7 separate regions of the Mus musculus genome follow, and all the other regions are linked to region 1. Evidence: chromatin loops called from intact Hi-C (ENCODE). Cell type or tissue: heart. All regions are shown on one strand. Region 1 holds the start of Rcan2 (regulator of calcineurin 2). Region 2 overlaps Cyp39a1 (cytochrome P450, family 39, subfamily a, polypeptide 1). Region 3 overlaps Rcan2 (regulator of calcineurin 2). Region 4 overlaps Rcan2 (regulator of calcineurin 2). Region 5 overlaps Rcan2 (regulator of calcineurin 2). Region 6 overlaps Rcan2 (regulator of calcineurin 2). Region 7 has its middle 24 kb from the start of Enpp4.

Evidence for each region. A loop is a pair of places that touch in the nucleus more often than their neighbours do. Peaks named below come from ENCODE experiments on the same cell type or tissue, not always from the same donor. Only the 100,000 strongest peaks of a DNase experiment are listed, where the experiment ranks them.
Region 2: it touches region 1 in a loop (4-fold over the local background); 16 of 42 quality-filtered maps call a loop at or near these places.
Region 3: a loop joins it to region 1, with 3.0 times the contacts of the local background. A loop is called at or near these places in 6 of 42 quality-filtered maps.
Region 4: it touches region 1 in a loop (7-fold over the local background); 17 of 42 quality-filtered maps call a loop at or near these places.
Region 5: a loop joins it to region 1, with 2.8 times the contacts of the local background. A loop is called at or near these places in 6 of 42 quality-filtered maps.
Region 6: it touches region 1 in a loop (4-fold over the local background); 16 of 42 quality-filtered maps call a loop at or near these places.
Region 7: it touches region 1 in a loop (4-fold over the local background); 4 of 42 quality-filtered maps call a loop at or near these places.

Annotation. Positions count from the first base shown.
Region 1 is chr17:43,799,006-43,803,005 of GRCm38, reverse strand. Rcan2 (regulator of calcineurin 2) reads right to left here and starts at 1,155. Exons shown (of 5, transcript NM_207649.1): 1 at 910-1,155. Gm34773 (a long non-coding RNA gene) reads left to right here and starts at 2,623. Exons shown (of 3, transcript XR_385586.2): 1 at 2,623-3,035. In heart, CTCF peaks have their summits at 746 and 1,732; DNase peaks (open chromatin) are centred at 395, 1,195 and 1,715; H3K4me3 peaks cover 1,886 bases; H3K27ac peaks cover 1,738 bases; H3K27me3 peaks cover 618 bases.
Region 2 is chr17:43,698,716-43,702,715 of GRCm38, reverse strand. Cyp39a1 (cytochrome P450, family 39, subfamily a, polypeptide 1) reads right to left here. Exons shown (of 12, transcript NM_018887.4): 7 at 1,149-1,239. Among named protein-coding and RNA genes, the nearest start is that of Gm25783, 2.4 kb to the right of the region's middle. In heart, CTCF peaks have their summits at 1,507 (motif pointing left) and 3,228; no DNase peak of the experiment used is centred here.
Region 3 is chr17:44,029,076-44,033,075 of GRCm38, reverse strand. All of the region lies in intron 4 of Rcan2 (regulator of calcineurin 2), which reads right to left. Among named protein-coding and RNA genes, the nearest start is that of Gm34857, 13 kb to the left of the region's middle. In heart, no CTCF peak of the experiment used is centred here; DNase peaks (open chromatin) are centred at 1,695, 2,125 and 3,195.
Region 4 is chr17:43,867,967-43,871,966 of GRCm38, reverse strand. All of the region lies in intron 2 of Rcan2 (regulator of calcineurin 2), which reads right to left. Among named protein-coding and RNA genes, the nearest start is that of Rcan2, 68 kb to the right of the region's middle. In heart, CTCF peaks have their summits at 2,049 (motif pointing right) and 2,949 (motif pointing right); a DNase peak (open chromatin) is centred at 2,086.
Region 5 is chr17:44,037,011-44,041,010 of GRCm38, reverse strand. Rcan2 (regulator of calcineurin 2) reads right to left here. Exons shown (of 5, transcript NM_207649.1): 5 at 1,495-4,000. The coding sequence ends at 3,878. Among named protein-coding and RNA genes, the nearest start is that of Gm34857, 4.7 kb to the left of the region's middle. In heart, a CTCF peak has its summit at 2,095 (motif pointing right); no DNase peak of the experiment used is centred here.
Region 6 is chr17:43,853,395-43,857,394 of GRCm38, reverse strand. The region is part of intron 2 of Rcan2 (regulator of calcineurin 2); the gene reads right to left. Among named protein-coding and RNA genes, the nearest start is that of Rcan2, 54 kb to the right of the region's middle. In heart, no CTCF peak of the experiment used is centred here; DNase peaks (open chromatin) are centred at 1,114 and 2,104; H3K27ac peaks cover 2,400 bases.
Region 7 is chr17:44,128,299-44,132,298 of GRCm38, reverse strand. No RefSeq gene overlaps it. Among named protein-coding and RNA genes, the nearest start is that of Enpp4, 24 kb to the right of the region's middle. In heart, a CTCF peak has its summit at 1,651 (motif pointing right); no DNase peak of the experiment used is centred here; H3K27me3 peaks cover 623 bases.

The sequences.
Region 1 (4,000 bases):
GATAGGACTACATAAAGAGAAACAAGAAACGGGTTTTGTTGTTATTGTTGTCTTTGCTAAAATGAGGTTTTAAGACAGTGTTGGCAGTGGGTGTAATAATCCCTCCACTGACCATTTCTATCCCAATATAAGAAACAAAACGTGCCAAAGTATGCAGTCTTGTTGAATCCATCAGGGATAAGAAAGAAAGGAAAAAAGAAAAAAAAAAAAGGACAAACAGCAAGGCCTTGAAGAATAAATCATTAACCACAAGTCAAATCGAGGCACCCTGGCAACCAGCGAGATGTAGAGGCAGCCGAGAGGAATCAGGTAGCTGAGACTGCCTTGTCCCCTCTGATGACTTCTGGAGAGAAACACCCCACAGGCACGACGAACCCGGCACACCGCGCTCCTGTCCATGTCACTTTTCAAACTTGAAGTTATTTTTAGATGACCCAAGCCGGCTAAGCCCAGGCAGGACAATTCTCAGCCCGCTGTGCCCGAAAGCCCCTTTGCCTCTCCCTAAAAAATTTGGTAAAGCTTGGGAAGACAGGGGTCTCCTCATTTTTTTTCCTTTACTCACTGCTTTGCTGGACACCCCTAACTCCTCTAAGCCCAAATCCCGGGGACACTGGAGTTATTCTGGATCCTCCAAGTCCCTATACACCTGCTGCTGCACCTGGGAAGGTGGACCCTTGGCCAGTAGGATGGGGAGGGGGCTTTTGGAGACTAGCGCCTCCTAGAGGGGGTCATGGGAAACCTGTCTCTGGGGATGCTTTGGGGACTGGCCAGGAGAGAAGATCTCTCCAGCCCTGCCCCTGAGCCCAGCAATGCTTGATTCCCATTGTCCGGGTCCCCTGGCACCCAGGTGTTCAGCCCTGGTGGGACAGGGGACAGGGTCGATGGGGCCTGCGCCGTTACGTAACCGACCTGCAGGACGTCTGCGATGCGCCGCTGTGGCGGCGGTGACAGTGGCAGCGGCTCGGGGGTCCTCGGGGCAGCAGGCTGCGGGCGCGGCTCTGCCTGTTCACCTGACGGCCGGGGCGAGCGCGGAGCCCGCGGGCCTGGGCGTGGAGCCGTGCGCACTGAGCGCCGCCTCCCGCTCTCCGGGTCGTGGGGTCACCCGGGCTGTGCCTCCTGCTGGTGCTCCCGCAACCTCCACCGCCGTCACCCGGGACAAAGCGGCTCCGGGGAGGGGCCGAGCCGGCGGCTCTCGACCAAGCCAGTGGAGATGGGCGCGCCCCCAGCTCCGACTCATCGGGCCAACCTCCAATCAGACCCCAGGGAAGCCAAAGCCCCTGACTGGCCTCCTTTGGTCGCCTCCCTCCTGACCAGTCGCCCTTCTGGGTCCCTCACCCACCTCCACCTCCTGGGCTTCCACCCGGCGCTCAGCTGCACACCCCTCCTTTGCGATCTCAGGCGAGCTGGACCCTTTGCAGGAACCTGACACAGGAGCCTGTCCCCAAAGGCAATGCCTTTCCAAAGAAGAGGCTCCCGGGTCATCTCCCCCATCCCCCGTTGAGGACTTTTTTTTTTTTTTTTTGAGGGTCAAAGAGGGGTGAGATCGCTCTTGGAGCGAAGCATCTGCATACAAGGATACTAAAAAATAAAAGGACAGAGAAGAAACTGTGGGTCCGTAGAACTAGGGGGTTGTTTTCTCACAGGTCGACCTCTGGCTAACTAAGGAACTGTCTGGAAGCCACTCTTGAGTGCTCAAGAGCGACTATGCTTGGTGGGTGCTGGCGCCCTCTGGCTGGGGCTGTGAGTGAGCCCTGCCCACACCATTGAAGGTGCCCTGTGCCGGTTTCACAGTTTTGCCAGGAAAGACTCACAACCACCAGACCTGGGGGAGAGAAAGAAGGACTTGGGTGTTCAAGGATTCCTAATGTGTAAGACTTTGGGTCCCTAGGAAAAGGGAGACTAGTATTTATACAAGGTAAAGGGGAAGGGGCGTGTCGGAGGTGGAACAATACAGGGAGGATTTACTTCTCAACCAAATGAACCCATTCTGAAGACTGTGCAAAATTATGCAGCTCAAGAACAAGGAAGCCTGTGACTTGTGGTGGCACAGACGGGGACAGGACTGAATCTCATGGCAAGAGTACCTCAATGACACAAAATGATTAGCGTTTGGAGACCGTGGAAACTGAAGGATAGAGGAGACCAACCTCAAAGCAGATAGAATGGCAGATAGGAATAAGTTTTGTGTCATGTCGCCTTTCTCACTGTTGTATACTTGAACCTTTTCCTGCATCCACTTGGTTGGTTCTTAATAACAGTATTAAAACTGCATTGAAGTAATAGTTCTCTTCTCTTCTCTTCTCTTCTCTTCTCTTCTCTTCTCTTCTCTCTCCCTCTCTCTCTCTTTCTCTCTTCCTCCCACCCTCCCTCCTTCCCTCCCTCCCTCTGTGTGTGTCTCTGTGTGTGTGTGCCTATCTCTGACTCTCTGTCTCTGTGTGTATCTTGCTGCCTACTCTCTCTCTCTCCCTCCCTTCCTCTGTGTGTGCCTCTGTGTGTGTGTGTGTGTGTCTGTCTCTGACTCTGTCTCTGTGTATATCTTTTGGCTCTCTCGCTCTCGCTCGCGCTCTCTCTCTCTCTCTCTCTCTCTCTCTCTCTCTCTCTCTCTCTCTCTCTCCTTTCTGTGTATCTGAGTGTCTTGCTGCCTCTGTGTGCCTGTTTTTCTGTCTGTCTCTGTGTGTCTGTCTGAGAGAGGGGGGGTGCTTAGCTCTTCTATCCGCTTAATCTGCATTAAATATAAGCACAGAATTAAATAAACATTTCAGAGTTGAAAATGACCTTCGATGTCATCACGCTTTGGGCATGCACATTCTACATGTTTGTTAATTTGACAGAATTGCAAGTTCGGAGAGAAATTTCTTTTTGAAAGGACCTTCTTATATGGAGCAAAAACATCTCTAGAATTTTCTCGTACAGGCTATAGCTCACATCTGAAAGTCATCATGGAAATCAAGCCCCATTCCTCTTCCAACTAACTATTTTTGAAACCTAGGAAGATAGCCATCACGTCTGGTGCACCTGGAACTTCGGCTTTTCAGGTAATATAGCTTCAAGGCTTTCAACAAAATTTCAAGGTAGCAATTCTTAGACTCACCGTGTGTTGACTTTGATCACAAGGAGGTCCATTTTTGTGAGTCTATATTTACATAAAACAAAGTTTTTGGTTGCAGAATATATTTTTGTTAAAGTTTTGGAAAATGAGAGAAATACATTTTTATCCCTGTGTGCTATGTGCTAATGTGGGTTCACATGTACAGTGTTCCATGTGTGTATGACAAAGGACCACCTAAGGCGGTCTTCACTGCCTACCTTGTTTGAGACAGGGTTTCTTTTGTTCCTCTGTGTGTGCCAGGCTGGCCAACTTTCCTGGGATGTCCTTGTCTCTGCCTCCCATCTCACTGTAGATGTAGTGGGGCTGCTAATGAGGTCTCCTTGGGTTCTGGGGTTTAAACTCAAGCCCTCATGCTTGTGAAGCACTGAGCCATCTCCCATCCTAGAAGACTCAAGGTTAATGATCAGTTTAAAGGAAACCATACATGTAAATGCTCTTTGGCTGGCATCCAGTGATCACTTTACATCACTATGAAAAGATCACCATGGCCATTCGCCTACCACCCAGATACAGATCCTTTTACTTTTCTAGATTATTTCCTTAAGTTGTCACATCCTCATACTTCAGCTTTTGCCACAGAGGCAAAGTTTGCATTGCCAGTTGACTGTGTGATTGTGTGTTGAGTGGAAGGCAAAGGCCAAGAGACAAGACTGTCTTCATTTGGTTCATTTTTAAGAAGTAGATCTATTACCACGAGTAAAGTTAATGGTAATGATTAGAGTGAAAGGATCTGTGGGGGCTGACTTGGAATATATTTTGTAGAGCAGGAGTAAGATTCATGGGCAGCTAACATGAACCGTTGACAGTAAGATCCTAAGTTCTATTTGTTAGAATTTACTGAGCACAACCTATATGCTAGGCTTTATGAAAATCACTTTGGATATTAACTCA
Region 2 (4,000 bases), 100 kb after region 1:
TGTTAAGAGAGAATAACAAGTTTTAAGAATACGTCAGGGTACAGAAGGAGCAAAGGGTTCTGTCTCCTTACACTGGAGCTGTGTCTAAGAGCTCCAAATTCAAACCCTGTGGACACTCAAGATTAATGTCACACTCCAGTTGTGACCTCTAGGTCTCTTGGACCCTCCATATTATCCCTACCACTCTCATTCTGGCCTTGTACTCTCCAAAGGCCAGGATTCTAGAGAACTTTATGTCAGGAAAGACTCCAGTAAATGTGGACAGACTGTGTGAGTCAGGGTGTTTGTCGTTTGTCTGTAGATACACGCTCACCTACAATCACACTCCCACCTGCAGACACACATCCACCTGCAGACACAAGCTCGCCTGCAGACACAAGCTCACCTGCAGACACACACCCACCTGCAGACACATGTCCACCTGCAGACACAAGCTCACCTGCAGACACATGCTCACCTGCAGACTCATGCTCACCTGTAGAGGCACATCCTCACCTGCAGCCACGTGCCTACACGTATGCAGATATGTACCATTGCATATCTCTGATCAGCTCTGCAGACCTGAAGCTCTGTGTAGGCCAATAGCCTTTTCTCATATTCACCAGAGTGCTTCTGGGATTCCAACTGTGAGCATTGCTAGTTCTCAATGATTCTAGTGCTCACATCTCCACATGATAAAAGCATAGCACTGCTGGGTTCACCTTCCAGGCTGGCATGACCAGAGCAGGGCTTAGGTACCCAGTCAAGTTTGTTTGGTTTGGATAAAAACTCCAAACAAAATATTTTCAAAATGGTATTTTTAGCCATTATACAGGAGGCGAGGGAGGGACAACTTTAACTGGCATCATATCTTATATAATAATATACTTTTTGAACAAAAAAATCAAATTATTTTTAATATTTCATACAATAGTCCATGACTTTACACACTAAGCACTGGGATTACCAGTGTGTGTCACAATTCGAAGCCCCCCCCTTTTTAAGTGGGTGCTGAAGAATGAACAAGTATAGGTCCTCACGCTTGTGCAGTGGCATCTTACCAACTGAGCCATGTCCCCAGCCCGAATCCCTGATTAAAACATGGCAGACATTCCCGATCAAACCATACATACTCCATGCGTCCTTGATTGTGTAAATTAATTTAGTACCTGCAGTGCCAAACACAGAAGATATGCTTTCTAAAACAGTCCTGTGGATATCGGGATGAGACAGGATATATCCAAGTGTCCAGAATGCAATCTGCAAAAGAGGAACACATACAACATAAAACTGTCTTACCAGGTAAATGCAGGCGGAGTCAGTGTTAGCCATAGACAGTTGAAAGAAGCAAGAACAGTGTTCCAGCTCCAACGATTAGGAGCTGGAGAGATGGCTTAGCATGCAAGAGCACGGGCTGCCTTCCGAAGGAAGGACACAGGTTCCATTCTCAAAACCTGCATCATGGCTCACAGCCATCTCTAATTTCAGTTCTGGAGGATCTGATGCCCTCTTCTGGCCTCTGTGGGCATTGCACACATGTGGCGCTGAGACATATGTGGGTAAAACACCCATACAAATAAAATAAAAATAAAGGGGGGAAAAACATTTTTTAAAACATGCTACTAAATATCACCATTAAAAACAACTAGATTTTATAAACAAGAGCGGTATCATATACCTTTTAGAGGTCAAATCTATAACTGATTATTGCTGTAGTTTAGCTTTGGTATTTATAGAGAGTTTCTTTGTTGAACTAGGGAAGGTTCCAGATTGTATTTACTAGCAAACAACATAAAATGTCATGTAGGCATACATTAAATATTCAGAACAAATCGTAATACTTAAGAATGTTAATACAACATGAAAACATTGTCATGATTTAATTTCCTTAAAATACAAATGTAGCAGCAGACAGTGGTAGCACACAGCTATAATCTCAGCTCTTGGGGAATAGAGGCAGGGGGATTGCCGCAAGTTCAAGGACAACTTGGTTTGCCTGTGACTGTGTAGCAGCCAGGCCTAGACAGCAAGACCACGTGGAGAGCAAGAAAGAATGTGTGAGAATGAACTAGGGGGTTTTCTTCTTGCACGTGAAGCATATTAATTTTAAATAATCCCAGGAAGCCACACTTAAATCTCGTTAAGTAACTTATGAGGCGCTGGAGGGGTAGATCAATGCTAAGACACTCGTGTGGTATGGACCGACAAGGCCACAGGCTCAACACCCAGCACTCTCCCACACCTCACCCAAGTACATCTGTACCTTCAGAAGAGCAGTCAGGTGCTCTTACCCACTGAGCCATCTCACCAGCCCCCAAGTACATCTGTAAAGCCTTTCTTTTTGGCCTATTAGGATTATTTGGTATATAATGTGATTTTTCAATGCCCAGTGGTAACTCAAGGTAATGCATGAATGATTTCATACTTGCTGTTCGTAGGAGCGTGGAACCTCAGTCTAGGCTTTTAAAGCCAAGCTGAGCGCAGCAGCTTTCCATATAGATTGGACAGCAAAGATCTCCATTAGAACCGTAATAAATCATAAATGTCTCCTACTGAGTATACTACATCCATCGTTTCCATCATCTAAGAATCCTGCTTCCACCCCGGATCACTCAGCCAGCCAGCTTCAAATGCTTCTATGAATTAGCTTTTTTTGTCTGCACTTCTGTCCCCAAAATAAATGTCCTATAAACAGTCTTCACGCTTATGATTTTATTCAAGGGCTAACATATTTTTGGAGATGGTTTTCCTTCATTTAATACTTATCACAATAAATTATTTTGAATTAAAAAAAAGAGTCTTTCCTATCTCCCCTATATAGAATATGTAAGATAAAACCGTTCATCTTAAAAAACGTGCTTCCAGCTGAGGACAGAAACACAGGGATGCATAAAATCCTGAGAGGCTTGGATTTCCCTTTTGCTTTCTTTTCCCATAAGCATCTACTGTGTTAAAGAGATCATGAACTTGAGAAGTAATGGAGGTGGGTACAGGGGGAGTCAGGGAGCACGGGCAGGGTAGAAATACTGCAAACTCATGTATGAAATTATGAAAAATGAAAAATGTAAAGAAAAATAAATAACCATAAGTGGCACCAAAAACAAACAAACAAACAAAACCACAAACAATTCTTGAAATCAATTCTTAGGTGACCGAGGTAACAGTCTGTATAACTTAAAGTCTTTTTGTTGTTGCTTTGGTGAAACAGGATGTCCCTTGAAATGATCAACTACTCCCCCGTGTGGTCAAAGGAGGAAGTGCAGCATTGAAAGGTGCATTAAGCTGGAAGCACAGGGGTGAACAGACGAACACGTGCGATGCAGACATTCTAGGGCAGCATCTGGATTAGGAAGGGCTCAGCCTGGAGATTATCTAGCTCATCTTCACACAGTGCCCAGGCCACTGTCGCCTTGGTCCCTCCTGAGGTTCTTCCTCCTGTGAGCTACCAGTGGAAGTGATAAGCTATTGGATTTGCTCAATAATCACGCTACGCTCAGTTCGTCGGATTTGAAGTCAGAGTCCTCGCTGGGGAAAGAATTCCCATGATGCTCCTTGATCTTCAGCAGCACAAGAAGGGCTCAGAGTCCCGTGTGCCTAACTGGTTTTGAGAATCACAAACACCGGGTCCCATTTATTTTTATGGCAGACGTTAGAATTCAGGTCAGTAACAAATGTCTGCACAATGGTGTCCAGTGCTTTTTTTTTTTTCCTTCACAGATTTCTTATTTTTAAAATCTGATGTTTTCTACCTTTAAGACAGAACTTTTGAGGACTATTGAGCCAGCTAAGAGGTTAAAGTACTTGTCACTCTCACACAGGACCTGGGTTTAGGTCCCAGCACTCATGTAGCAGCTCACACTACCCAGAAGTCTAGTACCAGGGGGACTCTGATATCTGCTGATGGCCACAGGCACTAGGTATGTACCTAGTACCTATGTGCGCTAGGTAAAACACTCACACATAAAGCAAAATAAATAAACCAAAACAAAACAATCTACTTTTTTATAAATGATACAGGATG
Region 3 (4,000 bases), 230 kb before region 1:
TTGGGGATTCGTTCTTATTTAGTTCCTCATCTGAGAGAGGGCTGGGCCATGAGTGCTTGGGATCCCCTCATTTATAGCTTCCATCTTGGCATAGGAACGGTAGGACTAGGGACATACCCTAGCGTCTCTGGCTTTCCGTGGGCTCCAGATATCTGAACTCAGGCCCTCCTATTTGCATGGCCAGTGCTTTGCTCACTCAACGGTCTCCTCAGTCTACAAGGCAGGAAGCTCTTTATGAGATCCTCTGTCAGCATCCCCATCAGCATCCCACTGTGTCCAGTAGGAACTTTCATGGAAGTGACTGGTCCAGGAAAACAGAGTATTATGGCTCCTAAGTGCACAGGAAGCAAAAGCAATAGAAGCAGGGAGAGGAGTCACTCTGCAGTGCATAGAGACTCTGTGAGTTACGGTTGCTGAAATTGCAGATAGGACTGGTGTAAGTATTAGACCCCTGGTCCAAGTTAGTTGATAAGGACCAGTCAGCATGCTGCCCCTGTTTGTACCATACTATGTGACAATCTGGATGGAAAGTAAACCTTAATCCAGCAAGGGAGTAACCCCCTTTGAAATCACTGTAGACATCTTGTGACCCATTTAATGTTGTGTTAAATAAGTTGGATTAAGTGGAGTTTATCACCATGGTGGTGTTTTTTTGTTTTGTTTTGTTTTTTCTAATTTATTTCTTTTTAAGATCAAAGCTCTAAGGCAGAAGAGGATACTTGGGTACTGCTAATGAGAGGAACCCTCTTGGAGCCAGTTTTATCTGCAGGGTGCAGAAGATGATGGTTCAGTGCAGCTTGAGGGCATCTCTGAGCACTGGTTCTTGGAGGGAGAACTTACTAGAAGTGCTTGCTAACCAACAAACCCCAGTGGTGTCAGCAACCCTGCTGACGCTGATCTAATGGAGGTGTGTAATGCTTGTGTGTGCTTTTGTGTGTGTGTGTGTGTGTGTGTGTGTGTGTGTGTGTGTGTGAGAGAGAGAGAGAGAGAGAGAGAGAGAGAGAGAGAGAGAGAGAGAGAGAGAGAGAGAGAGAGAAATCGCATAAAAGCATGAATGTGAAGGTCATGAAACCTAAGGCTGGTGTGGGTGAGAGCTGTGATACAGGCCAGCATGAACATACACCCTGGCCTTTTACTCGTCTTTTTGGAAGACAGCTATCCTTGTTGGAGAGATCACATTTTGTAACCCAGGCTGTCCTAGAATTCACTATGTAGCCCAGGCTGTCCTAGAACTCACTGTATAACCCAGGCTAGCCTGGAACTCACTATGTAATCAGGCTGTCCTTGAACTTGTAACCCTTCTGTCCCAGTCTCTGAAGTGGTGGTATTTCTAGCATACTCTACCATTCCTGGCTTCCTTTTCCTTTTTTCCTTCCCCTCCCTTTCTTCCATCTCTAATTCCTTCTTTCCTCCCATCTTCCATTCCCACTTTCTGCTTTCCTTCCTTTCTCTTTCCATGCCTTCCCCATCCCTTCTCTTCTTCCCGTTCTCCTTTCTTCTTTTTCCTTCCCCACCCCTTCACAACTGCAGTGAAGCACACAAGGAAAGCTAGCCTTTGTTAGGTCTTTTCTTTACCTTGGCTAATATAAAGGGGCACTCCTTCCAAGGCACCACCTGCCTCCCCCTCCCCCACATCTCATTCACACCTCTGGCATGGAGGAAGAAGAACCCAGAATGAGACTGAGTAGCAGTTTGGCCCCCTCTGGTGCAGCCTCTTCATGTGGGGTGCAAAAGCATCTTCAGTTATGTTAATCAAGTCAGGCTGCACATTAGTAAGGGATGTTTTCTGGCTGTGGTCCCATTAAGGCTGACATCTCATTGTGCTATTTTGGGAAACTTTGTTACTATCAAAATTCCACAAAGCTTAACATCTGCTGAGTACCTACAAACTAAAAAGAAATAGCCTTAGCTTTACTGGATTGGATTTTTCTTTTTTTGGCTTCTCTTTCCCCTCGGGCTTCAGCTAATTCTTCCATCATGAGGGTTGACGTCAATACTGTCACTATTCAAAGGGAACAACTGGGCTTAGTTGGGGACAAAGAGCTTGTGTCAAGCCTTTTCCACCCAGGGTGGAGACAATCTTGGCCATGGTGCAGTGAGGACAGGACATTCAGACCAGTTCCTTTTATGGGACAAGGAAAGCATTCATCTGTCACCTGCTTGCTCCCTTGTCTGCGTTAGATTGTCCTGTCCCCTGTGTGCAGAAAGGAGGCCAGGGCCAAAAGCCTTCAAAAATGCACCAGTCAGGGTTTTCCCTTGAGCTATGCTGAGACACATGAAAAACTATCTAGTGTGGGCAAGAGTCTAATGCTCATTCAGGCCTCAGACACTGACTGAGGCTTGGCTACTGTTCAAAGAGATGCCCAACTTCTGTCCTCTAGCTTCTTGAGTGGGTGGGATCAGGTTGGTGACAATGTCTTGGTTCCTGTGGTAAGAAGGAGGGACTGTATTGCAGGCAAGATGCCTCCCACCTGTAATGAGCAGGGTCCTGAAAGGGTCCTGGGTGGTAGTGCCTTCCAATGTAATTGACACAGGGGGGTGGCCATAAGGCCACTTTTGACTCTAGGCAGTGACTGAGCCCCTCCTGCATTTTTCTCTAGACTTCCTCACTGAGATTATAGTTTGTAAACACCAGCGTCTTACAGAGATGCAATGGCAAGAAGATGGTGCAGACATTAAAACAAGAGTCAAAGCTATATAGATTTTAATACGTAGGGAGAAAAAATAATAACCCTTTTTGAATTAATGAAGGGAAGAAGAAACCCTCCTGAGACTTCAGCACTTGGGGACCAGGCCCTAACATATGCCCTGATGGGGAACAGATAGAATCTCTGCTTCAGGGACTTCCCAATGGCAATTTAACATGTAGATGCTTTGTTCCTTAGCACCTCCTGCTGTTCTGGAAGATTCTTACTTGTTCACACTGATGCCCTTATCAGAGGCCTCATATTGACCGCTTGACATCTTCCTAAATACACACTCATGCTCACATCTCTAAGATGGGATCTTTCTATCACCCTTCCAGGCATCTCCGTGAAAATCCTTAGAGCCAGGTACTCCTCAGTTCCTTCCCCATCTACCACCACTTTTGGTCAGTCTCGGTGCTTTCCTCAATAAGACTCTGAAGCATTTCCACACATGTTTCTTCTAACAAAGACCCCATCTGGTGACATCTTTGAAACTTCCAGCCACCTGGAGAACTTCCTGTTTTCCTCACCACAGCAACTAGTCTTCTTAAAACAACAGATGGCAACACTGAGTTATCACATGCTAATAACGTGACTCAGAGGAAGTTGTATAACTGAGCATTTATCAAGGCAAGGAGGATAGCACCCGTGTTCCTAGGATACGGTGAAGAAAAATTCATGCCGACTATATAAAGCTCTCCCAAGAGGCATGATATTAATCACTTGGGAGAATGTCACTGTGGTCAGTACTACTCAAATAATCTGTTATATATGATGAACTAATCATGCAGTATTTAAATAAACAAGCAACAAAACAGTTGCTGCAAAGGGCTTTGACTCCATGGGTCATGAAGAAGCCTAAGAACTGACATACAGGCTGTGTCCCACAGGTTATTGCTTAGCTGGACACCATGGAACCTGATCACAAAGACAGACTCATTTTTTCCCCAAGTCACTGGTCTCCATTTTCTGAATTGTCATTGGTAAATTTCTCTTCTTTCTTCTCTCTCTTCCTACCCATTTCCACACCTCTATGTCTGAGATAGAAAACTGCAAGTTGCTATTTTAATGAGATCTTGGATTTTTTTTTCCTGAGGTCATCTGAACCATTCAATTCTAATATTTAAATGTACCATCTTTTGTATCTATAATTATCTCATTGGAGTGATATTTGCACATGTGTGTATGTATATATGAGTGAGTACATGTGTGAGTGTGTGTGAGTGTATGTGTGTGTATGACCATGCATGTGTGTGTATAACTGTGTATGTATGCGTGTGTGTAAGTATATGTATGAGTGTATGTGTGTGTAT
Region 4 (4,000 bases), 69 kb before region 1:
GTGACGTTTTCCATTCAAACCCCTACCGTTCTCAAAGACGCAAGATCCTAGAGTAAGGATAAGGTGTCTACACCTTAAGGACCAGGCACTGTGCCACATGGCTTACACAGACAATGAATTCTTACAATGGCACTTCAGAGACTTTTAGGCCCATTTTTTTCTGATGAAAAAACTGGAGCCAAGGGAGATTTTTTCCTTGGCCCTCTTGCACACAGGTAAATGAACAGCCTGAAATTCAAATTCAACTGGATAGTGCTGACATCATGCCCACTAACTCAGTTCTCTATCCTACAGTGTGTGTGTGTGTGTGTGTGTGTGTGTGTGTGTGTGTGTGTGTGTGTGTGTTGTACAGCGGTGGTTGTGTGAGGCCAGAGGTCAACCTGGGCTGTTGTTCTTCAATACTGAGTCCTGGGATTCTGGTTAGGCTAAACTGGTTAGCAAGCAAACCCCAGGGACTCCCTCAGCCTGTGTATCCAGTAGTGTGCTGCCATACCCAGCCTTTAAAAAGATATTTTTTTAAAAAATAAAAATAATAAATGGATAATGTGAAACTCAAATGGAGCTGTTTGGTGCTAGCATCATGCTCACTGACACAAATCCCTTCCCTCTTGTGTATGTATATATACCTGCATGTGTGTGCATGCCTCCGTGGCAAGAGGATGTTGGGTCCCCTGAACTGGAGTTAGAAGGGGTTGTGTGCTGCCACGTGCATGCTGGGAACCAAGTTCAGATCCTCTGCAAGGCTGCCAAGTACTTGTAACCGATGAGCCTTTTCTCTGGCCCCATGCCTAGCTTTTTACTTGGGTCCTGGGGATTGAACTTGGGTCTCCATGTCTGTATTTTATGAGCTGAGCTGCCCTCCCAGATCTAATCCCACTTGTACTTTAAAGGTGATGGGTCTTCAATATTCTGTGCAACAATACATCAGTACCCTTATTTGAAGCAAAGGTATATAAATATAATAATTTGGCACTGACTTTGTAACATAGCCTAAACCTCCTTTATTGTCTGTTAGGACAAGATCAGAGGAAAAAAAGCTGGGTTTTGGAAGGAAACAATTTAACTGTTTGTCTCTCTAATGTCATCAACACTTTTGGGGGTGTGGGGAGGTTATATTCATTCTAACCTTCCATCCTTCCCAGATTTAAGTAAATCCCTTAATTCCTTCCAGAAGTAACATGTGAGCCCCACTCTAACAATCAGAGCCTCTTCATAATGCTATGGGGCACTTTCTTCACTGTTCTCACCTGACCAATCTCACTGCCTGGTACCCACTCCATTGCCCAGACATCCCAAGGGTAGAGCCAGAACTGTGCCACCAACTAGTTCTCACCCAGTCTGTAGAACCCATTGTTAAATTCCCAAGAATTTTCCTTGCTGTTTGTTAAATGTGACCACCATAACAGTCAAATTATCTTTAAGCCTTTTCAAACTGATCAATTATAACAGAAATCATAAACATTCAGAATTCGACACTGAAAGATTGTCACTTCATTTCGTTAGGATCCCAGCTCATGGGGCTATTTGCAACTCTTATGTGATGGAAAGGCTACCTTCTGGCATTAGAGCACATCTCGGGTTGATCCACATTCATGACTCCACATTGACAACTACAGTTGTCATGTGAAGACCAACGTTCAGGTTTTATCCCGCCTCAGTGAGCCTACTGTTAAGTATTAAGAGCTATAGATCAGGCGAGTTTGGTTCAGACAACGCTCCCATATGATTCCAAAGCAGCCAGTGTTAGAGAGGTGCTACTTTTGAAAGCCTAAGGTCCATCTCCAACCTCCTAAGACCTTCCTTTCTTCAACGCCACCTCTCTAGCCTTTTCCCTCCATCCACAGCACGGGCTCCATCTCTACAGTCAATCCTTCGTCCACTATTCTGTCCAATACATCATTGCCAAGATAAGCTCACTGCGTCTTGTTTTAGTATGTAAATATTTTAAAATATGATGAAACCGCAAACTTTTATTTCCTTTCCTGAAAACCACCTCTTTTAGAAGCTCACCTTCATTCTCCACATGGGAAGTCCGTGCCTGGATTGTAACCACCAGCAGGGGGCAGCAGCGACCACTGAGAGAGAAGCTGATGTCAAGCCAGCTTGACTGAGAAAGAGCACATATTTTTTGGGAGGGGGGGAATCGAAAACATTTCTAAATAGTTTGCTGGCTCATCATATCCTTTGTGTCAGCAAACTGCCTTGTAAAATGCAGGATATGTCATTTTCTACATTCTCAAGAAACAACCAAAGATATCATTTACTGCTTTTTGTGCCAATTAATCTGGTCTGGACTAGGGAGGACAGGAATGTTTCAGATTCCCACAGATTAGATTTAGGTGATTGCTACCTCAATCTGATCATGTTTTAAGTAATTAAACCTAGTTGCTTCAACTTTTTAAGATATAAATTCCGGAATACATGAACTGAGTACAGATTTCAAAGCACAGAATCCCTGCATTTAAAAAAGACAAGCCATGAAAGACAAGACCATTGAATAAGTAAATAATTGGACTGCATAACTCCACTGAGTTCTATGCAAGGCAAGAAAGTTGAATCTGAGTTTAAAGTAATACTACTAGACTACTGCGTGCCTTGGTTTGGGTTGCATAGTGAGTGTTATTTACAAGGAGTAGCCCCCGTCCCTATAGAAACAAATGATCCCTTATGCATTAGGAACCTGGGGTTCAAAACCAGGAGGGATCACAGAACAAACACCTTTTCAGGGCATGGAATAACAGTTTTGATACATGAAGTATGGATGAGGGCGTCCTGTCTCTTTCCATGACTCAATTATCGATATTCTCTGATCAGGTGTGCGTGCGTGTGTGTGTGTGTGTGTGTGTGTGTGTGTGTGTGTTCAATAAGACCCCATCAGAACCGTCATTGATCTGTGCCCTCCACCCTAGCATGGTGTGCCATTCACAACTGATGTTCTAAGCGGCCAGCGGAGGGCAGCAGCAGCAGCAGCTGGTGAGAAACCATCTTAAACAGAAGCTGTGAGGGCTGCGAGCATGGTGAATGCCATGTCTAAGAAAGAAAATTGCTTTAAAAGAAATGAGAGCTAGGGGTTAGGCTCTGAGGGACGGAGTCCTCAGGGAGTCAAGGAAAAAAAAAAGAGAATCCTCTGGAAAAGAGAAGAAAATGAGCTAAAACCAAAACCAAACCAATAAGGGTCAGGGAGGTATCTGCTCCAACATCCAGAATGCTGCTGACATCTACGTGGATGGAGAAGAACACACCACTAAGCTATATGGTCAAACTCAGAGAACACTGCCCCCGGAATGACATGCAGAAGGATTAGGTCCAGCTCCTCCGTAAGGTCATTGTGTTCTTAACTGCTGAGCCACCTCTCGCTGGCATCCCAGAATCTTACCTTCACTCAAAATCTACTTATTAACCCTGACCGTTTCTACTAAAGGCAACACAATGTGGCTCTGGAAAGATTACTCAGTCAGACAAGGCGTCTGCCTCCCAAGTATTCGGCTTTGAGTTGGGAATCTCAAACCCATGTCAAAGGCAAGGCCAAGTGTGATTGCCTGCTATCCTGGTAAGGACCAGATTAGAAACACAGGTGGATCCCTGGAAGCTCACGGGCTAAGTAGCCTGCTCTATTTGGTGAAGTCCCAGGTAAATGAGAGATCAAAAGTTAGAAACCACCCGAGGACCATCATCTGAAGCTGACCTCTGACCCCACAAACACATACACACACGATTGGTCACACATGAGCGTATGCACAACTTACTAAGGGCAAGCATTTAAAGGAGGTGAACATGCTATCAGTCCAATTGATTTTGAAATGATCCTATCAAAGATAATCCCATCATCGTCACACTCACTTTACACAGTAAGGAGCAAAGTAAAACACAGACGGGCCCCGAGGCTCTTTGAAGGTTGTAGAGCGAGCAATAGAGCAATAAAATCCAAAAACCCTCCGACCCTCCTAAACTCAACTCATATATGCCCCTTTAAAAAAACATTATTTTATATGTATGGGTG
Region 5 (4,000 bases), 240 kb before region 1:
ATATAACTTTGAAATATATTTATGCTCTTACTTGCATCAGGTTTTTTTATGTATGCATTCAACACTTGAAGGACATATGAGTTGTATAACGTTAATAGCTCCTGGTCACTCTTCTCTGGGCCTTGTACATATTTTTATATTGATATGAGAGCTTTCCTCTATGTGCTTCAGAGTGCAAGAGCTTTAGCCAGGCATGCCCATGGTGCTGTTAGCTACTGCCCAAGCATTCTCAGATGATCACTGTGTCTTCTTCATGCGGGCCTCTTCTGCTGCCTTCCCAGGACTCCCTAGTTCTGCACACTTCACTGCTGCTAGAGGCCAGGTATGTTCACCTTTGAGGTTTCTTCTTGACTGACAAGAGGTGAGGTGGAGCACCTTTGACTGTTTATGGGCCTTCAGATAGTTAAGGCACATGGATCTATGTGAATTGCCCGATGTAGGTTAATCATCAAAAAGAAAGTATTGTATGTCTTTTACAACTGGCTTTTAGAGCAGCAATTCTCAACTTGTGGGTTTTGACCCCCTAAAGAACATTGGAAAAATACAGATATTTATATTATGATTCATAACAGTAGCAAAATTACACTTAGGAAGTAACAATGAAAATAATTTTATGGTTAGGTGTCACCAAGACATGAAGACATGTATTAAAGGGTCGCAGTGTTAGAGAGGTTGAGAACCATTGCTTGGCTGTGAGTTATTTAACTCCTCCATGTGTATCGGCTCTAACCTTAATGATTTCCAGAAAGCAAACCTTTTATATTTCACGAGCATTTCTTTTATTGTTTAAGGGCTCTCTATCAGAGGGCTTCCTGTTAGTGTTTTTAAAGAACATAGTGGGAAGGTGTTAAAAAATGTTCTTAGTCCTGAACACAGGGACCCCAATGGAGGAGCTAGAGAAAGTACCCAAGGAGCTGAAGGGGTCTGCAACCCCATAGGTGGAACAACAATATGAATAGCCAGTACACCCAGAGCTCGTGGCTCTAGCTTCATATGTAGCAGAAGATGGCCTAGTCGGCCATCATTGGGAAGAGAGGCCCCTTGGTCTTGCAAACTTTATATGCCCCCGTGCAGGGGAATGCCAGGGCCAGGAAGTGGGAGTGGGTGGGTTGGGGAGCAGGGTGGGGGGGGAGGTATAGAGGACTTTCGGGATAGCATTTGGGATGCAAATGAAGAAAATATCTAATTTTTAAAAAGGTGTTCTTAGCACACTTGAAATGCCTTTTGGAATCAGTATGGTTGAACTTGACAGTAAAATAACCTTCTGAGCCCCCTTAATGAGAAGCCAACCCATCTTTCCAGGCTTGGCTTAAATAACTTCTTCATGGGAATGCTATTACCAGCTTCCCTCCTAGTTCATTAGGAAGAATATCATTGGGTTAGCTCCATACGTTGGTTACCCTTCAGAAAACTCCAAGCTGGCTTGCACTCCCCCACCTCCCCAGCCTCAGGGATCCTTAGTCCAGGCAGACAAGTCAGAAATGATGCCACACAGACAGTCATTCACCAGATATATTTGAACTCTAAGCTCTTTGAGCTGTACACGTGCACAAATGATTCAGTTGGTGGAAACCTTCCCCTTCCCCTCCATTTAAAAACGTTTCAAACTTAAAAGAGCGCTAAAGAGGTTTGCATAATGAGCATCATGGAAGTGTCCAGGTGACTTTCTCGATGCTGGGAGGTCCCGTGGCTTCCCCATTCCTTCTGGGGAAAGCTCCCCCTCCCCCGTCCCCATGCTCAATCTAGCGCGAGAACCCCTTGATCTGTAGCAGGTTAACGTCAACAGATGGCAATACAGTTTACTAAGACTAATCATCTGGGCCGTCTAGAACACTGAGTTCTTAAGGACTATGCAAGGTAGTCACACTCAACTTTTACTAAATTAGACATTTCTGCTATCATTGTTTGGAAGCGCAAATTATTTCCCAGACTTTCATTTTGTTTCTCTCTCTCTCTCTCTCTCTCTCTCTCTCTCTCTCTCTCTCTCTCTCTCCTGCATCCTGAAAGTTAATGTGGATTAGAAGGTCAGCCCCTGGTAGTTGACTGTTGTAATCAATCCATCTATACAACCGATTTCACTGTTTCTGCCACGAGAGGGCATCATCTCGCCACTATTTCTAGTCTTTCCATGGCCAATTTAAAAAAAAGAAAACAAAACCTTCCACAACAAAGGAAAGTCAAAGCCTTTGCTTACTGTGTACACTCCTCAGATCTGATTTTGAAAAGACGACTTGTTTTCCCCATGGAAACTTAGGATTCCACAAGCAATACTGTCCTCGGTCTCAATCGTACTGTACCGTGTCCGGCACTATATTGCTATATTTCACAGTAGAACGGACTTTTAATTTTCTGAATGATCAGTCTAGGTTTGAAGTTTCTGCGGAAACTAACATACACCTTAATCAAAAAACCACAATTATCCCCCCATCAGGTGGCTGTGTTAGTGTTCTTGTGTGTTACTCCGAGGCTTAGGCCATGAAAGTCCTTGCCTGTTGTGTGGTAAATGGTATTTGCATCCAAAGTTACTAGTTAATGAACAGGAATAGATGAGGCTTGACACATGGAGCAGAAAGTATGGTTCTGCAGGTGTATCTTCTGTAATGCACTTTGGGCTAGAGATATACAAAAGTCACACATAACAAAAACAAGGAACTTTTGAGCGCATGGGCATTGGATGAATGGGAAGGGCATCCGTTTACCCATCATCCTTTGTGCTCTGAAATGCTCAGCTGTATACATTTCTTGGATTTAGCGTCACCCAAGTTGCTTATAACTGATACTTGGATCTTTGTTTGGAAACAGGTGGTTTGGACAGCAAAGGTTGGCTAGTCAGTTATCTATTGGCATGAGACATTGCTGTTCCCTTTTACAACTTAGCACGAACCGCAATAGCATGTAATAGTATCAGGTTATCTACATTAGAATCAGAATGCATTCAGAAGCAACACAGGTATGATGTCATTAAGCAGCTAATGGTTGAACAATCACTAAATAAAAAACATCCAGATTTTAAAAGCACAGCTCAAACATCTGTACAAATATACAAAGGGGTAGGGGACAGTCATTCAGACACTATGAGATTTTATAATAAATAGGTTTGTCTGAAATCGGTCTCTGTCACTTGGACAAGCCTCCCCAGTAACACTGGGTAGACCTCTGTGGTAGTGATGTTCAACATCTTTGGGGCCATGCTCAATTTTACCTCCAGGAATTTGGCCAGAGTTATATGATGTAATTGACTCAAACTAATAATGATTCCCAGACTTATTGAGCTGAATGGTGCTGCGGATGCCCCTTGTCTATACAGGACAGGGCTGGGATACCACAAGTTGGGGCATACCCTCAAAATCATCAAAATCAATGCTGGTGATCGTGCATGTCCTGGGAATGTCGGGATGCAGAGGACTGGGTGAGACCAGATAGGGGGATCTCATGCAGTCAAAGCCAAGTTTACTTATGGTCCTATATAAGTGGCCAGGAAAAAAACATCACACACACACACACACACACACACACACACACACACACAGGACTGAACTGGAGCAGCTCACAAACAACATAAAGGCTCTTCATTACCGATGTCTCTGGCTTGGATCAACATGAAAGAACAGAGATATGGGCTGTACTGATTATTTAATAAGAAAATACTACCCTCTATCTAGAACTTTCTAAGTGATGGATTGTAGTTAATGGGTAGGAGTTGATTGGGAGACATATCACCTTTGCCTAGCCCTTTTGTCCGAGAGGCTTAATTACAAGGAAGGATTCGCAAACAACCAAACACCCAGGGACTTAAAGGCAATTAATTGTTTGGACAAACAACAAGGGGGGGGGCGGGAAGCATGATAAGAGGAGATGCATGTTATCATGGACGTGCTCAGTTGGACACGGAGGGTGGCAGGCCGGGACGCCGGGTCTGGATGATTTTTGGCTTTGGGGAAGTCTTTGGGTCCTCCTCCTCCTCCATGTCGCTGTCACACACATGCACCACGACGCTCGG
Region 6 (4,000 bases), 54 kb before region 1:
CAGGAAAATTCCTTTTATCAACTATGGGCCTGTATGTTCACATGATTATACATATGTATCCCTCCCATATACATGAATGAACACTACACACATCCACACTACTCTGTTATAACAACAGTTTTATGAAGGTTTTATAATTACAGAGCAAAGGGATTCACAAATCAGGACATGTTTTGAATCCACTAATGTTGGATTATCAGGTAGGAAAGTTACAGAAAAGCAGAGAAGACTGTATTGTAGATTCTTAGTCTCTGGGCTGGCAGAAGCTGGTGGTCTGTTAGTAGGGTCAAAAAATTAGCTGATATTCATAAGGATGCTATGTGAAGCACATAGGTAAGCAATAAGTGATCATTGAGATGATTAAGATAGCAAAGACCATTTGGCACTCCACCTGCTCTCTCTCTCTCTCTCTCTCTCTCTCTCTCTCTCTCTCTCTCTCTCTCTCTCTCATACATACACACACACATGCACCCACACAGAGACACACACCAGTCAATCAAACTTACAGAATCTCTAAACATGTGAGCCACTTTTTTTCAGTTCACTATTTTACATAAGCAGCAGCTAAGAATTTGGAGACATAAACTACCTATGGTCACACAGTGAATGAGTAGGAGAATTTGCTTCTAAACTGGAACTCCTATGTTAGAAGCTCCCTCCCCTAATCACTGTACAACTTCATTTTCCTAGAGACAGAATAAGCCCTGCAGGAAGAAAGATCAAGCTTTCTTCAAAAGTTGACACAGACACTGGAAAGGTGCTTCAGTGTTTAAGACCGAGTATTGCTCTTCAGCTTCCAGCATCCTGCATTGGCAGTTTACAGCCACCTGTACCTCTTGCTCCAAGGGATCTGATGCCCTTCTATGGCCTCTGCAGGCTCCTAAAGTTACATGCACATACCCACCCACAGACACGCACACACACACATCCAATTAGAGAAAGAAGAAATAAAATAGAATCAACTACTCCATGGCATAGGTGGCTCAGAATGCCAGAATCTTCCCTCACTTCCAGACACTCTGAGCAGGTCATATGATGGGCTCTTCTGTCAGCTCAGGAGACATAAAAGGGACACTCTAGTGTAATCTCAAACAACTGCCTCGTTTAGTTCCAAGCAGCTGCCATGGCTGGAAAAAAACACTTGGCTGTCCTCACCAATCATTAGGACGCCTCAGAGCTCTCAAGTGTCACATAAAATATATCGATCACATTCAGGGAGTGCACTGAATAGGCAACAGGAAAACCAGTCTCACCCTGAGCTATAGAGTTCCATTTCTAGGCTGGCTGGGTCTTCCAGTTTTATCGCCCTGTCTTCAAGTTCTAGCATGGTTTAATGTGCTGTCTATATGCTTATTTAGTTTGACAGCCTATAATGCCAGTTATTTAGGCTGTTTACTAGTTAGCTGGCATAAAATCCAACAGCATCACCCTCTACCTCATGGCCCTAACCTGAGAGATGTAAGGTCATTTAAACCATAAGCCACACAGCATGGAGCTGTGCCCTGGCGAGGTGGCAAGCCGAGGAAAGTCACTAATTAAAGTTTCTACCACCAAGTGGGCTTTGACTGCAGACGATAAGGAGCCCTTGGGACTTGGGGGGGGGCTTTATCTTGTTCTTTTCTGTTTGTTTAAGATTTATTTTACCTTCAGTTATGTGCACGTGTATGAGTTTGTGCACACATGAGCAGGTGCCTGTGGAAAGCAAAGGCATTGGATCCCTCTGGAACATGAGTCACAGGCAGTGTGGGCCACTTCATGTGGGTGCTGGGAACCAAACTCAGGTCCTCTGTCCTTGTGGAATAGTCATTATTCACACTGCTTACATCAGTTAGGACCTGTGGCAAAGGATTATCAACCTTAAAGGTAGCCCCTGGTACAGGCATTCTCTTGACCAGAGAAAACCTGAAAGGGTGACATTCTATAGAGACCTGGCTCTGAGAGTGTACAATTCATTCTGTTCCGACTGCGGTATGGGGACAGGATCCTTGCTGAGGTGACTTTTGGTAGAGTCCAGACACAGAGGCTATTCTTAGAACAACCAAAAAAAGCATGGTGCCGCCTAAAAATACTGATGACTCAACACCTAGAGGCTCCAGTGACGTCATGCTGTCAAAGAACACCCTTTTCTCCTCACAGGTTGCAGGGTTAAAATTAGCAAGCTCACAGCTCACCTTCTGAGGAGAGCAAAACATCACAGCTGAAGAAGCAAACGGGAGTGTGGGTCACTTAGACAGCCTGCCACCCATACAGTGCCTGTCACTGTGCCTTTTGGTCCAGTTGTTGGTTTGGTTGTTAGAGACAACCAAAGTTAAAGGCAGTTACATCCTTCTGACATCCTTACTTACAGTCACCCTCCTCAGAACAGGGTTTGAGAGGAAGGGCAACAGTGTTGATTACAAATGAGGGCCTTGGAGGGCTCATCTGAGCTCACCACAGATGCCACATCTCACATCAGATGGGCCCATTTGGAGACTATGATCTACATGCACAGTCCTGCTTAAGACAGTGTTGCCTGAATTTCCTCCCAGGAGGAGACTATGCAATGCCTACCCTCCATGTCTTAGCATCCCAATGATAAACCAGAGTATGTTTCCACCAGGGTTTACCTTGGAGATTAGTGAGTTATTAGGCTTCTTTATGATGCATGACTAGGAGATTCCTGACAAGTACATAGATGTCCCCAAAGCAGCCATACTGGAAATCTTCAGTAGGCATGGCCTATGGTGTCCCCAGAGCCACCATAGACAGAGTCCTCTTCCCTAATCTTCCTGACCTATATACTATATACTGTAGCACTCCCCTTAGCCCTCAAGGCCACATGCAATTAGGGGAAAATTCATACAAATGCCTGAGAGAAGTGGCCAGAATACTTGATGAGGGTTCAATGAACTGCTCCCTCTAAGAGCAAGCTCAGCTATGACCTGTGATGATCTTTTTTGCAAGCAGATAGTTGGGCTCAAGAAGATAATGGTTGTTCTGCTCTGAGGACAGCACTAAACAAGAGGTGAGGGGACAAAACCACATCTGCAATGTTTCTAGCACAGTAGCAAGAGCAGCAGCCATGGTTGGGGGGAAGCCAAGACAGGAACTCAAGCATCTGCTTACATCACATCCACGGTCAAGAGCAAGGACAGAATATGAGCATCTTTACTTGTTCTACAGGGCATGCTCAGCTAGCTTTCTCTATTTACACAGTAGAGGGCCTCAAACCAGGGAATGGTGCCACCCACAGTGGACTGGGTTCTCCTACATTAACTCACAGTGAAAATAATCCCCCACAGACAGACCCACATGTTAACCTAATTTAGATAACTCCTTTTATTACTATGCCTTTTCAAGATATCTCTAGGTTATATTAAGTTGATATTAAAATTAACCAATACAGTCAGGTAGTGGTGGCACACGCCTTTAATCCTAGCAACTCAGGGGCCAGAGGCAAATGGATCTCTGAGATTTGGACCAGCCTGATCTACAGAGTGAGTTCCAGGAAAGCCAGGGTTACACAGAGAATTCCTGACTCAAAAAGAAAGGAAGGAAGGAAGGAAAGAAAGAAAGGAAGGAAGGAAGAATGAAACCAAGCAACCTAACCAGCAGAGCAGTATATTTCAGTCACTGGCCCTTCCATGAATACTTAGCCTACATACTTTAAGATACCTTGGGATACTATTTAGGCAGAACTTAGGAAATAGTATAGTGTAGAAGTTGGTGCTCATTTTCTCTGAGTTAGAACATTTCCTCCTGCAAAAAGGAAGGAGAATCATTAGATTCCCTCAGGAAACTATATTAGTCAGGGTTCTCTATAGAGTCACAGAGTTATGGGATGTCTCTATATATTAGGGGAATTTATTGTGATGACTTCCAGTCTATAGTCCAACTAACACAACAATGCTCAGCTGTGAATGTGAGGTCTAAGAATCGAGTGGTTGCTCAGTTCCAAGAGGCAAGTTGTTAAAGATGCATACCACCACACCTGGATCTGAAACTTGCTTTGTTGCAGGAT
Region 7 (4,000 bases), 330 kb before region 1:
GAAAACACGGATTTACGACCACAGCTGGGAGTCCACCCACTGTAAGGCATGACACATTCAGATGGTGGACAATCTCACCTTCCAGGTAGTGTGCTCAACTGCTATACATATGCAACATTTTCAAGCAGCATAAACAAGCCGAAAGGACAGATGGTACAAATAATGAAACTGAAGTATAGAAAAAGATTGTTTACCAAGACATTTTATGTGAGTGTGGGTGTATGTGCATGTGTGCATTCTTCAGAGAGAGGGGGGGTGCTCATGAGTATTTGAGTACATATGTGATGTATGTACGTAGTATGTGTGCTTTGTACAAGTGTGTGACTGTGTGTGATTTATGCACATGTGTATATGATATGTAGACATGCGAGTGTGATGAATGCATATGAGCGTGTCTATGATGTATGCACATGAGTGTGTGGATACACGTGTGTGTGCAGTCCAGAGCAGGCTGTCCCCTCTAGTCCTCTACTGCTCCTACTGTCTGTCTTGCTACTTTGAGACAGGGTCTCCCAACGAACTTGGAGCTTATCATTTGTTCTCGGCTGACTGGCCAGGAAGCTCTTGGGGCCACACCTGTCTCTTTGCCAAAGCCAGAGGCACCAGCATTCAGTCATGCCTAAGCCATGTGTGGATGCATAAAATTCCAACCCAAGTCCTCATCCTGGCAAAGAAAGCACTCTTACCCACTGAGCTACCTTCCTGCTCCTGAGATATTTCACTTAGTAAAAGTTGTGTAGACATAGGGAGACAGACCTTCACATTGTTTTAGCAACAGGAAATGTGGGATAGGGGTACTTGAGTTCAAATGCAGGTGCTGCCACTCGCAGCCCTGAGGACTCCTGGTCACAATCCTCTAAACTTTCATAATCATTTTTATGAAAATGGAATATCCTCCTCAAAGCATTGATGGGAAGAATAAGTGCAATCTACATTTAAAATCTTAGTATCCAGCAGACTGCATAGGTGTTCTGTGCTAGTATTTTACAACTAAGCACCACCCAGAGTAACATAAGACTTCCAAAAGAGAAAAAAAATGATGGAGAAGTAGGATAATTAATCATAGCATGTTAGCATGTAGCTGCAACCACGTTTCAGGGTGTCAAGCTGATTAGTATGCATTTGGAAACTTACTCTCCTTCAGTCAACCAATCCCTACTAATCATGGTGATTGAAATTTGCACGTTTCAATAATTTCAATCTTCACAAAGTCAATCACAGCCATCATTTCTCATGATGTGCATAGGAACACATAAAATAGGCGGACATATCCAGACCCACTTAAAGACAGGGTTCCGCCAGGGATGAGCCTGAGCCTGCGCTCGTGGTATTTAGGGCACTGGGCCTGTCAGGATGACACTGAATTTTCAGTGCTTACACACACACACACACACACACACACACACACACACACACACACACACACACACACGTATGTGTGGGTGCTTTCCTAAAAGTGTGTTGTCTAAAAGTCAGCCTCAAAATACCACATGCTATAGTTGATCCATGGTGATGGATAATGCACTGAAATTAATGTGAAGATGGTCATTTAAAAAAAAGCAAAACCAAAAACAAATGCAAACGTTTGAAAGAATCATGTTCATATCACTCCAAAAACTGAGAACATCTGGTGCATCAGCTTCCAGAGTCCACGAGGGGGCGCCATTGTCCACCGTATCTGATCTAGCCCCCTAAATCTTGACTACTACTGCTTAAAAACTGTCTCAGAATGTAGTCAACCTTGGGGCTTTCCCCCTAGGTAATTCTGCTTTAAGGAGGGCATCTTCAAGATCTAAACGTTGTTAAACATGTTTGATCGGTGTAAGTCGTGTTGCTTTAGGAATCAGTTTTACTTACAATTCATTTAACAACTCATATTTTAAACGTTTTTAATGTGTGTGTGTATGTATGTATGTGTGAGGAGGGATGAATGTGTGATTATGTGTATATACATTCGTGTGGAGGCCAGAGATTGGTGTTGGACACATTCCTCTCTCCACCTTATTTATTTATTTATTTATTTATTTATTTATTTATTTATTTATTTATTTTGTGGACGCTGATTGGCTACGCTGGCTGGGCATGGAGCTAGGAACATCTATGTCATGTTTTGTTGTGTTTCCCTGTCCCTAAGCCCCAGTTCTTGGGTTATAAATGGGTTATAAATCCCACACATGGCCTTTATGTGGTGGCAAGGTTCGGAACCCTGGCACTCAGGCTTTGGGAGCAGACATTTTACCACTAAGACATCTCCCCAGCCCCTGCCTTTAAAAACTTTTAAAGAGATAAAATTGTGTATACTTATGGTGTACAACATAGTGTGTGTGTGTGTGTGTGTGTGTGTGTGTGTGTGTGTGATGGGTAAATACGCTTAGCTTAGTTTATAGACATTCTATTCTGTGTGGTAAGAACACTTAAACCATGTTCTCCAATCAATTTTCCAACATATAATAATTTCTTATTAACTCTAGTCCCCAAGTGGTACAACAGACCTGTTTAGTTGCTTTCAAAGGTGCCAGGGCAAAATACCTGATTAAGGCACCGGACGGGAGCCAGAGGATCCACTTTGGCTCCTTGCTGCAGGTATGTCTGAGCTGCAGCCTGTGGGCTGCATGCAGCCTGACAGCAATAACCATGGCCTGACACAACCGTAGATGACAGCACCCTGGATGCCCCTGGCAGGCGGCACAGTCTGTTACGGCAAGGAAGGCATGAGGCATGACATGGGAGTGGTTTATGTCTGTGGCAAAAAGACCTTGTTCACATCCAGGGATATCAAGATACTGAAACGTCCTGTGTCTACGGTTAATTTTAGGACCCCGGCCCATTACGCTGTAGCGCCCACAACCTTCCCTCCCTGGGCCCCGGAAACACCCTCAGACACAACCAGAGGTGTGTTGCCTAGGCGGTATCAAATCCAGTCAGGCAGACAATGAAGAGTAACTGTTATAAGACCATATATGAGTTCGTTCTCTGTCGTTGTGGTCAAATATCAGCTTAGAGAAGGAAGTGTTTGTTTTGGCTTACAGTCCACAGTCCACCACAGTGGGGAAGCATGATGGCTGATGGCGGGCAGGGAGGAAAATGTGTATCAGGCATGGTGGCACAAGCAGGGAGCTGAGAGATCACACTATTTATTTATTTATTTATTTATTTATTTATTTATTTAAAATTATTTTTTACACTCCATATTCCATTCCCCAACACACACCCCCCATCCACCCTCTGACTGCTCTACATGCTATACGTCCTCCTCACCCTGTCTCCATGTGGATGCCCCCACCCCACACACCACCTGATCTCTAAACTCCCTGGGGCTTCCAGTCTCTTGAGGGTTAGGTGCATCATCTCTGAATGAACACAGACCCAGCAGTCCTCTACTGTATGTGTGTTGGGGGTCTCATATCAGCTGCTGTATGCTGTCTGTTTGGTGGTCCAGTGTTTGAGAGATCTCCAGGGTTCAGATTCATTGAGACTGCTGGTCCTCCTACAGGATCGCCTCCTCCTCAGCTCCTTTCTGCCTTACCTAATTCAACAACAGGGGTCAGTTGCTTCTGTCCACTGGCTGGGTGCAAATATCTGCATTTGACTCTTTCATCTGTTTGTTGGGTCTTTCAGAAGGCAGTCATGATAGTTCCCTTTTTGTGAGCACTCCATAGTCTCAGTAATAGTGTCAGGCCTTGGGACCTCCCCTTGAGCTGGATCCCACTTTGGGCCTGTAGCTGGACCTTCTTTTCTTTAGTCTCCTCTCCATTTCCATCCTTGTAATTCTTTCAGACAGGAACAATTATGAGTCAGAGCTGTGACTGTGGGATGGCAACCCCACCCCTCACTTGATGCCCTGTCTTCCTGCTGGAGGTGGGCTCTATAAGTTCCCTCTTCCTACTGGGAGAGGCATTTCATCTAAGGTCCCACTCTTTGAGTCCTGAGAGTCTCTCACCTCCCAGGTCTCTGGTGCATTCTGCAGGGTTCCCCCAACCTCCTATTTCCTGAGGTTGCC